Regions from separate parts of the Homo sapiens genome. Here region 2 is linked to region 1. Evidence: read pairs that join two places in POLR2A ChIA-PET (ENCODE). Cell type or tissue: OCI-LY7. All regions are shown on one strand. Links, peaks and the distances in the headings refer to the core of each region. The heading gives the core; the rest is flanking DNA. Region 1 overlaps MFAP5 (microfibril associated protein 5). Region 2 has its middle 35 kb from the start of AICDA.

Region 1 (5,457 bases), core at 458-5,457:
CAACATGAGTTTGGGAGGGGACAAACATTCAAACCATAACAATGCTGTCCTAGAGTTCCAAAGACCACATTTGGAATAATTCCACTTTTAAAAAAGTTTTACTTTTAAAAAATTGTTTTACAGACAGGATCTCACTCTGTCACCCAGGCTGTTGTACAGTGATACCATCATAGCTCACTGTAACCTCGGCCTCGTGGGCTCAAGCAATCCTCCTGCCTCAGCATACCCAGTAGCTGGGACTACAGGGGCAGCTACCATGCCTGGCTAGTATTTTAATTTTCTGTAGAGACAGTCTTGCTATGTTTCTCAGGCTAGTCTTGAACTCCTGCCTTGGTCTCCCAAAGCGTTGGGATTACAGATGTGAGCTACTGAGTCTGGCCAAAAAAAAAATTTTAATTACATTTAAATTAGGACCAGGAACAGCGGCTCATTCTTGTGATCTCAACACTTTGGGAGGCCGAGGTGGGAGAATCACTTGAGGCTGGGAGTTCAAGACTAGTCTGGGCAACATAGCCAGACCCCCATCTGTATGAGGAAAAAAAAAAGGTACATTTAAACACACTTTAAACAGTAGAGAAACTAGTATCTCTGGTATTGCACATTTTTTGCAAGTTTCCTACTCATTGGCTAGCCAGCAAGATTCATCTGTTTCGTTACAAGGGAAAGAATGGAAAAGCCAACCTACTCAAGAACAGTTTAACAGAAACCAATCAGCTTAAGTAGAAAAAAAAAAATCCTATAGTCTTATTAATTAATTAATAAGTCTTACTTAATAGTTAATAGTTAATAATACTTAATAGTTAATAGCTAATACTTAATAGTTAATAAGTCTTAATTAATAGTCTTACTAAACCTTTGAACACATAATCTTGTTAATTCACAGAACCACCCCTAAGGCAGGTATGTTGCCACCAATTTACAGCTGAGAAGCTACTTGCTTGGCATCATACCACTAGTGAGTGCCAAGTCTGGACTGGCACTGAAACAAAGACCAATTATTTGAAATTAAAATGAACAGGATAAGTGTCACTTTTTTTTTTTTTTTTTTTTTTTTTGAGACGGAGTCTCGCTCTGTCACCCAGGCTGGATGCAGTGGCGCCATCTCGGCTCACTGCAAGCTCCGCCTCCCGGGTTCACGCCGTTCTCCTGCCTCAGCCTCTCCGAGTAGCTGGGACTACAGGCGCCCGCCACCACGCCGGGCTAATTTTTTTTTAATTTTAGTAGAGACGGGGTTTCACCGTGGTCTCGATCTCCTGACCTCGTGATCCACCCGCCTCGGCCTCCCAAAGTGCTGGGATTACAAGCGTGAGCCACCGCGCCCGGCCAAGTGTCACTTTTATTGTACCTAGAACCATGTTGATTTGGGGATCTAGACATCCCATATATCAATGATGTAATAATTTTTTTTAGTTTCTACATGACAAGAGAGAAATTACTGCTACTACGTCCGGCTGATTTTTGTGTTTCTAGTAGAGATGGGGTTTCGCCATGTTGGCCAGGCTGGTTTCAAACTTCTGACCTCAGGTGATCTGCCTGCCTCACCTTCCCAAAGTGCTGGGATTACAGGTGTGAGCCACCGCGCCTGGCCTGCTTATTTGTGTTACTACTACTTCATTCCCCATTCCCCTAAAATCTCATCCATTTTCAAGAATAGATGGATTTATAGAGGTTTATACAAATGGAAGAAATGTTTCTTTGTACAATTCTCATTACCCTTCATTATAACTCCTTGTTTTTGATCATTTGGGACAGAACCACATATTAGGAAATGGTATACAGTGATGCAGTTGATACCTTAACACCCATCAATCTCTTCAATATAATACAGATTATTTTCCATAAAATGAATTTCCTTATACTTGCTCAAAACTTATCTATTCTGGTTTGGTTTGGGGTTTTTGTTTGTTTGTTTGTCTGGTGGAGGAGGGAAGACAAGGTGGATCTCCCACAAATTTATGAGATCATCTTGAATACCTATGGATTGTTACATAAATTTAACCAAACACTCCATAAAGCTACACAGTACAGATGTATAGCCAGGTAAGTACCCAGGAGAAAGGAAAAGGGAGAGGAAAGGGAAAAATACCAGAGGTAGAGAAAAGAACTGCAAGACCCAAGGGTTAGGAATAAACTAGAACCTTACTCTAAGTGATTGGACAAGTTGAAAAATAACACCAAATCATTATCAGCTATTAAAAAAAAATGAGGGTTTGAGGTAAAGTGAAGTTCGATTTGTCAACAGGAAGCTGTGGGCTCTGCACCTCTATTTATATAAACATTTGCTTTTTCCATCTTGGGTTCTGCCCAGAATTTGTCGTCTGACTGCTGCTTCTGGGTCTGCTTGACTGGTTTTTAGAGAAAAAAAGAAAGAAAGAAAGAAAGAAAGAAAACAAAACTGTGGCCACCTGTTCCTCTCCTTACCGCAGTCTTAACAAGTCACTTTCCCTGATGTTTGGTTGGTGAAAATGCTCAAAGATACAAGGGCTTCCGTTTTTATCAGAGTATTGCTTTATTAAGTAAGGCCTCCCTGAGCTGACAAAGCTACAAGGACAGTCCTGCCTCTCCTCCACTGTGCTCCTGATGTCTTTCTGTTTTACCCTAAGTTTCCAGATCCCCCAGGACCCCTTCCCCACTTCTCAAATTCCCTTTGAATTTGGAATTTGACAGTTTCCATCTTTTAGCTTCCTGGCTCCCCAACCCTGGTGTCAGCCTGTTGTCACTCTCTCATCTGGCTATCCCCTGGTCTGGTGCCATCTTTGTTCCCACTTCTTTTAGGATTGTTTTCCTTCTTCATTGTGTTACAGCTGCTTCAGTACAAAAGGAAGAGGGATCTTAGAGGTTGTTTGTGCCTTCTCACCAGGTGTAAAGTGGTTAGTTAAACATCTAACTTTGGCCACAAGTACCCTGAAGCAGAGAAGGGAGGAGCTTGTGTCTAGCAACATATACTGCTGTATATGTCATCAAAGTAAGACTCAGAAATTGGGAAACCAGCTGCGGTTTGCACTCTCTGCCATGAGTCAAAACAATACTGAGTGTGCATAGAACTGTATTTAGTGAGTAGAAGACACACTCAAATTTCCAGAATGTGTTCATTTGAGGAGAAAGTAGAATTTTCTTGAATCGTAAGCATGGAATATGGAAAAAGCCTCAGAGTAGAATCAACTCAATTAGAGAAGGGAAAATAAAAGTGAATCTTTATGAATAGGTAGATGAGGCTGCTATCTATTCAGGATACCAGGAGGGCATTCAATATCTACTGATATTTTTACCAAATTCTTTAATTCTAACATTAAAGATCCATTATTTTGGTTTAAAAAATGGCTTTTCATTGAAAGCCATTGCTTAGCAAGGTTGTCATTTGGGCTCACCAGGAAAAAAAATATATTAACACCTTAATGAGTAAAAACTTTCTTCTGAATCTTCTTTTATTTTTTGAGACGGAATTTCACTGTTGTTGCCCAGGCTGGAGTGCAGTGGCATGATCTTGGCTCATTGCAACCTCCACCTCCCTGATTCAAGCGATTCTCTTGCCTCAGCCTCCCGAGTAGCTGGGATTACAGGCACCCGCCACCATGCCTGGGTAATTTTTTTGTATCTTTCTTAGAGACAGGGTTTTATCATGTTGGCCAGGCTGGTCTCAAACTCCTGACCTCAGGTGATCCGCCCACCTCAGCCTCCAAAAGTGCTGGGATTACAGGCGTGAGCCACCACGCCCGGCTGATACACATTTTTTAAAGTGGAATAAAAGTTCATAAATTCAGGCCTTTTTCGTAAACATAGAAGAGAAAAAGAACCAGAACAAAAGACATTTTATTTTGAGAAATAAATTGGAAAAAAATATTTTAAAATGTTTAATTTGCAATATACATAATACTGGAATTGAAATGCTGTCTGATGGAAATGTTGCAATGTGGAGTAGGAGGGTCAAGTTCGTGAAGATATTCTTAAAATTAATCTTGGAAACTCTGTGCCTATGAGGTTTCTCTAAAGTGGCTAAAATATGCATTTAATATGTTGTCTAAATGAGTACATTTAATTCTAGAGACTGTAAGGAGTAGAGATTATATGCTTTGGGGCTTTTTGTAGCATTTTTTTAAAATCAGTTGTACAGATCCCATTAAACGAAATTGTTTCTTAACAGCAAGAATCTGATCATTTAACTAGTTTTCTCAGCAATATAAAAGGAATACAACCTCCACTGTCATATATAACTTGTTGTCTCCTAGCTCCTATTTGAATTCCATTGGCTTTTATAGAAAGTTATTGAGTTAGTCAGACAGAAGGATTCATGATATATAATTTGTCATTTGTTATAATGGGATTTTCTTCTATTCCATTGTGGACTGCTACCCTCACCTAGGATAAAGCAGATATGGTTGCTATGAATTAGACTGTATCTAAGCTTCAAGAAATATGAATAATGCATTTAAATCCAGAGAATCATAGAATTAAAGGAAATCTTAGAACTAAGAATATATATAATATATATATATATTTCTTAAGATGGACTTTTGCTTTTGTCACCCAGGCTGGAGTGCAATGGCGCCATCTCGGCTCACTGCAACCTCTGCCTCCCAGGTTCAATTGATTCTCCTGCCTCAGCCTCCCGAGTAGCTGGGATTACAGGCACGTGCCACCACGCCCAGCTAATTTTTGTATTTTTAGTAGAGATGGGGTTTCACCATGTTGGCCAGGCTCGTCTCAAATTTCTGACCTCAAGTGATCCACCCGCCTCAGCTTCCCAAAGTGCTCAGATTACAGGCATGAGCCACTGCGCCCAGCAGTACTAAGATAAATTTAACCTTCTCATTTTAAAGATGAGGAAATTAAACCAGGACCTAATGAAGGAAAATGGCTTATCCAAGGCTACGTGGTTACTGCTAGAGCCAGGATAAGAATGTGGGTTGTCTGAATATTGTGTTTCTTTCACTCTTTCGTATTAACTATTAGGCAAACTTTCTGTCTGCCTATTAAAATTCAAGTCTGAATGCCCTTCTTAGGCCCCAATCAGGATATCCAAAAGCCACTTGCACAATAATTCGACCGTGCACTTGTTAAGTTGTGAAGATGAACGAAGTAGCAACTCAAGGAAACGTCAACCAATGGTATGATTTCACATTAAGTTGTCTAATTTGCTTTGTGGTGGTGGGTTCATCCCGGTACTACCCATAAACGAATCAGTAAATGAGACTTAGTTTCCAACCTTACTTCCCGACTAGACAACTGCATGAAAAATTGGATAGCGAATTATGAGTCCAAGTTCTATAGCTGGCATAGTCCTCATGCTTTAGCCCCAGCCTCTGAGCTTAGCAGAAGACATTTTGGGTCCTTATATATTGCTAGTAGGATTGTATAATTCTTGACTGTGTTGCAGAATCTTACAGGACTACAAAACTTACCATGATGTGTCTTATAAGGAAGACTTGCCAGGCAAATTTTCGGGCAAGCCAGCAAAAT
Region 2 (5,225 bases), core at 226-5,225, 67 kb before region 1:
ATAGTCTCTGATCTGTTGTTTGACTGTCTCTAGTGCTCAGCTGCTCAGGTGCAGGCATGGAGAATACTGATGGTTAGGGCTAACCAGGTTTAGAATTTTGGCAGGTGGAATCAATGCAAAGACTGACAGGAAAGCAGCTTCGGGTAGGAAGGAGTCTCTGAGCTGGATAAGAAGGAAAATGGAGAAAGGTGGGCTGGGAAAAGCCAGAAAGGTAATGAAGCAGCCATCTTGATAAGGTCATCAAATAAGTGGAGTGTGTGTGCTTAAACAAACAAGCTAAAGAATAGTATGTTATTAGAGGCTGGTCATGGTGTCTCACAACAGTAATCCCAACATTTTGGGAGGTTGAGGCGGGCAGATTACGAGGTCAGGAGTTCAAGACCATCCTGGCTAACATGGTGAAACTCCGTCTCTACTAAAAATACAAAACATTAGCCGGGCACAATGGCACACACCTGTAATCCCAGCTACTCGGGCGGCTGAGGCAGGAGAATCACTTGAACCCAGGAAGTGGAGGTTGCAGTGAGCCAAGATCATGCCACTGCACTCCAGCCTGGGAAACAGAGCAAGACTCCGTCTCAAAAAAAAAAAAAAGTATGTTATTGTCAGACACAGGATGGATTAACTATTTTGAAAGCAAAGTAGTTACAATTGGTAACAATGCAAGTGTGTGACCAACGGAGTCCCAGCTGAGGTAGAGGAGAAACACAGAAATGAGGAGGCCAAGTAACTAAAAGGTAAGCCCCATCATTGGTCTTCTGTTACAGAATTTTTTTTGTGTTCCACATGTTTCTTCTATCAGATTAACTTTAGAATAATTTTGTGGGGTTCCTAAGATCTATTAGAATTTTCAAACTGTCACTAATGGAACTTTAAAAACCAGATAAAAAAGATCATCTTCCTTCTATTCTCCAGGTATGTGGTACTCACATGTGTCCTTTTCTATTGTTTTGTTTTGTTGTTTTTTTGAGAGAGTCTTGCTGTTGCCCAGGCTGGAGTGCAGTGGTGTGATCACAGTTCACTGTGGCCTCGACCTCCTGGGCTCAAGTGATCCTCCCCCCTCAGCCTCCTGAGTAGCTAGGACCACAGGAATGTACTACCAAACCCAGCTAGTTAAAAAAAATTTTTTTTTTAGAGACAGGGTCTCCCCCATGTTGTCCAGAATGTTCTTGAACTCCTGGGCTCAAGCAATCCGCCTGCCTCAGCCTCCCAAAGTGCTGGGATTACAGGGGTGAGCCACTGTGCCTGGCACATGTGTTCTTTTCTTCTCTGCCAAGTTTCTCAAAAATAATAGTGTAATACTCTTTAGTCTGTGTCCTTATCTTCTGCTCCTCACTCCTTTGGAAACCCTTTGCTAAGGACACTCATGGGTTCTTTTCTATCATTATCTTCCTTTACCTATTTGTAGCATCCACGTGTTTGACCACACTATTCTTTTCTTTTTTATTTTATTTTATTTTATTTTATTTTTTGAGATGGAGTTTCACTCTTGTCACCCAGGCTGGAGTGCAATGGCGTGATCTCAGCTCACTGCAACCTCCGCCTTCTAGGTTCAAAAGATTCTCCTGCCTCAGCCTCCCAAGTAGCTGGGATTACAGGCATGCACCACTATTCCCTGCTAATTTTGTATTTTTAATAGAGACGGGGTTTCACTATGTTGGCCAGGCTGGTCTTGAATTCCTAACCTCAGGTGATCCGCCTGCCTTACCTCCCAAAGTGCTGGGATTACAGACATGAGCCACCACGCCTGGCCCACATTATTCTTAAAACTCCTTGACATGCATAACATATATTGTCCTCTATCTTGTCTTCTTATTTTTCTTCTCTAGGCTTCTTTTACTCTGTCCAGCCCTAAATAGAGATGTTTTACAAGGTTATCCTCTGTTAATCATTCATTCATTCAATAGATTGAGTAAAAACAGTCTTTTCTAGGAACTGAGAATATGGAAGGGAAAAAAACACTATCTTTGCTTTCTTGGTGCTTAAATATTAGTTTACTCATAAATACACTTCCCAGGAGAGTTCATTTATTTTCACAGCTTCAACCTATAATCAGGAGTAATAGTCATAATTTATTTAACAACTGATATCATCCAAGCACCAACTAAATCAGAACAGGGTATCAACCAAATAGACAACGTCACACTCTGTTGTACTGGCTGAATATCAGCCCACCCTATAAAACATCAATATTATGATAATATGATGACATCTTTGAGTGCAGATGGGAGCCACAGGGCCGCTCAAATTCTAGCTCTGTGGCATCCTGCTTGTGTGACCTTGGGCAGTTACTTCACCTGTCTGTGTACCAGTTGTCTTCCTCTACAAAATGAGCATAATAAAGTCATCATCAGGGTTGTTATGAAAATTGAATGAGATAATACATGTGAAGCATTTAGAACTGCTTGGCATATTATAAGTATTCAATAAATGATCGCTGTTATTATTTATTATTCCAGAGCTATGTCTCTAATCCTATCTTTTTCTTCCTGAGCAGCAAAGTTATAGATTGTTTATTCCGCCAAATATACCCTAAGTGCTTATTCCTACAAGGAACTCTCAGTATAATTAGTGGAGGTAGACTTCTAAACAAACAGGAACAATAAATTTTATATATACTTGATTATATGTACTGAGTCAGATGGTAGAAATAATAAAAACAGAAAACACATATAGGGTCCTCACCATGTGCCAGGTACTAAGTGTTCATATGTGTGAACTCATATGATCTTAACAGCTGCCGCACCAAGCAAGTACTATTATTATCCTCACTTTATAGATCAGAAAACCGAGGCACAGAAGGTTCGAGTGACTTGACCAAGGGAATATAGCTACTAAGTTTTAAGCCACTCTGCCTCCAGAGCTTACGTTTCTTGTCACACCACTGTACCGTCTCACCAAAGAGGAAGCAGTCTTTTGTGACAAAAGGAGCATTTCTTACAACTTTCTTTACATATCACATCTATTTTTTTTCAGATTTTACAATTCAAAATATCCCCTGGAGGAAACAAGCTGTGGACTCCTATTCTGCCAGTTAATGTAAAGCAATGCATCCTTTCTATACTTGGAATCGACACCCTAGTGGTGACTTGTTTTCTGATTTACTATTTTTAAACATCTGATCCTCCATCATGAAAGATATATTTCTCACTTTAAATTATAAAACAAATTTTCTGGAACAGAATAAGCTCTTTGAGCTTGAACAATCCTCCCTCCTTGCCTAATTACTAAAGAGCAAACAAATACAATAGAAGCCAGAGACAGATGAACTGGAGTCATTTCCTGAATACCTACCTCGTCCCCAGGACTCAGGGCAAGTGAACACACAGATGTACACATCTGTGTACAGACTTGGATGCTGGACTTTAATCTGCCTGTAGAAAGTCTACACTTCCTACAGACTATAATAAGAAGGGTGCTACTTCTGTGTCCAGTGTCAAGGATAATCACTTAGATTTACTGAGACCCTGTACTTGCTGAGAACTGGCATCTTCTGAAACTGGCCAAAGCAGTGTTTCTCAAATTTAGGTTCTTAAATTCTCAGCGTACACTACAACCTTTCATACACTCGTTCATCTGGAATCACTGTTTCATAACCGATAGTTGCCAATGTTCAGGGAAGCCTGAATGAGAGCGCTGGCACGGGGTCAAAGAAAGATTCGTGGTAGCTTCATAAAATTAAAACTATGGGACAGGCCAGGTGCAGTGGCTCACGCCTGTAATCCCAGCACTTCGGGAGGCCGAGATGGGTGGATCACGAGGTCAGGAGATCGAGACCATCATGGTTAACACAGTGAAACCCCGTCTCTACTAAAAATACAAAAAAATTAGCCGGGTGTGGTGGCCAGCGCCTGTAGTCCCAGCTACTCGGGAAGCTAAGGCAGGAGAATGGCCGTGAACCTGGGAGGCGGAGCTTGCAGTGAGCCGAGATCGGGCCACTGAACTCCAGCCTGGGTGACAGAGCGAGACTCCGTCTCAAAAAAAAAAAAAAAAAAAAAAAAAAAACAACTATGGAACAACTGAGGCATCCTGGAATGTAAGATGGAATTTTAAGCTCAGGTTTCTATTGCTGTATAAGTTACTGCCATATTTATTATGTGGTACATATTTATGAAATCTCATCTTTGTGTGAATCAGTGTGACACATCTTACTAGAAATAGTCACTGAAACCTTCTTAGGAAAAAATAAGTGTGGTGGTTTGTAATACAAGTAGATGATCACCACAGGTTCCTTCTAATTTTATTATTTTATCATTGATTTTTTTCCCCTAAGACTGGTTCAACTTCATAGATCTTTGTTAATGTCTTTGCAAACTTCCGTAATTCACAGATTTCAATGTACTCTATCTCTTTTGGCTTAATTTCGTATCCAGATCTCATCTATGATAAAGGATACATGAAGCCTCTGCAGGATTTCAATTAGAAGGAAAAAGAAACCAAATTTCATGGACCATGACAACTTTAAAACCCTAGGGGCAGATTTGATGTTATTAGCAATCAAAGGTGGTTACTTCTGCTGTGCAGATTTCATGGTCCAAAGATTACAACAGCTTGCTATGCATCAAGCTAGCCAGTCTTTGTGCCTATCTCCCTGATGACATGTGACTTCAGACAAGTTCCCAAGGTGGCCCCCTCACTACAGTCAACACCTCCTGATCCTGGTAATCACACCTTCCCCCAGGCTTCTCAAGCAAAGGAATGGGACAGCTCCTGAGCTGTTGCTAGCCCCAGGACACTTCACTCTTTCTTTTTGGCTCCTTTAAGCTTCACTTTTGCAAACATTGTTTTATTAAACACCTCTCAAGTTTCCTAGGTAAAGTGTGCCATCTGTTCCTGCCAGGATTCTGTTTTTATGAAATCAATAGGAGATACATCCTTACTTTCCCCAGATTTTGTAGGTATTGGTAACACTTGGTGATTGTCTTTATGGGCCAGGATGTGGATGCATGAGTTACTATAGTTTACAGAACTAGCAATAAAGCAGACATGAATACCTAAATAGACTAGAAGGTAGGCACATCTCTTGCACACTCAACTACAGTATGCAAGTACCCAGAACCTGTCTTTGGGCCACATGCCCTTCCCACTGCATCAAGTATTAGACACGGCCAAGAACTCAGAGGAAGGCCAGTACTTCAAGTATCTACTCTTTTTTTCATCTTTACTGGGGCTGGATGCTGGTTTGTGGACTAGAAGAGCCAGGAAGGGTGTATCTGAATGGAGAG

What was found. ChIA-PET counts read pairs that join two places held together with the same protein. Peaks named below come from ENCODE experiments on the same cell type or tissue, not always from the same donor. Only the 100,000 strongest peaks of a DNase experiment are listed, where the experiment ranks them.
Region 2: POLR2A ChIA-PET joins it to region 1 with 6 read pairs; 3 of 35 experiments call an interaction of 5 or more read pairs at or near these places.

What each region holds. Positions count from the first base shown.
Region 1 is chr12:8,642,152-8,647,608 of GRCh38, forward strand. MFAP5 (microfibril associated protein 5) reads right to left here. Exons shown (of 10, transcript NM_003480.4): 10 at 3,792-5,457. Among named protein-coding and RNA genes, the nearest start is that of MFAP5, 18 kb to the right of the region's middle. RefSeq lists enhancers at 2,568-3,090, 2,732-2,791. In OCI-LY7, for the core only: no CTCF peak of the experiment used is centred there; DNase peaks (open chromatin) are centred at 2,400 and 2,930; H3K4me3 peaks cover 2,514 bases; H3K27ac peaks cover 3,829 bases.
Region 2 is chr12:8,575,029-8,580,253 of GRCh38, forward strand. No RefSeq gene overlaps it. Among named protein-coding and RNA genes, the nearest start is that of AICDA, 35 kb to the right of the region's middle. In OCI-LY7, for the core only: a CTCF peak has its summit at 3,099; DNase peaks (open chromatin) are centred at 2,973, 3,303 and 4,533; H3K4me3 peaks cover 1,514 bases; H3K27ac peaks cover 2,838 bases.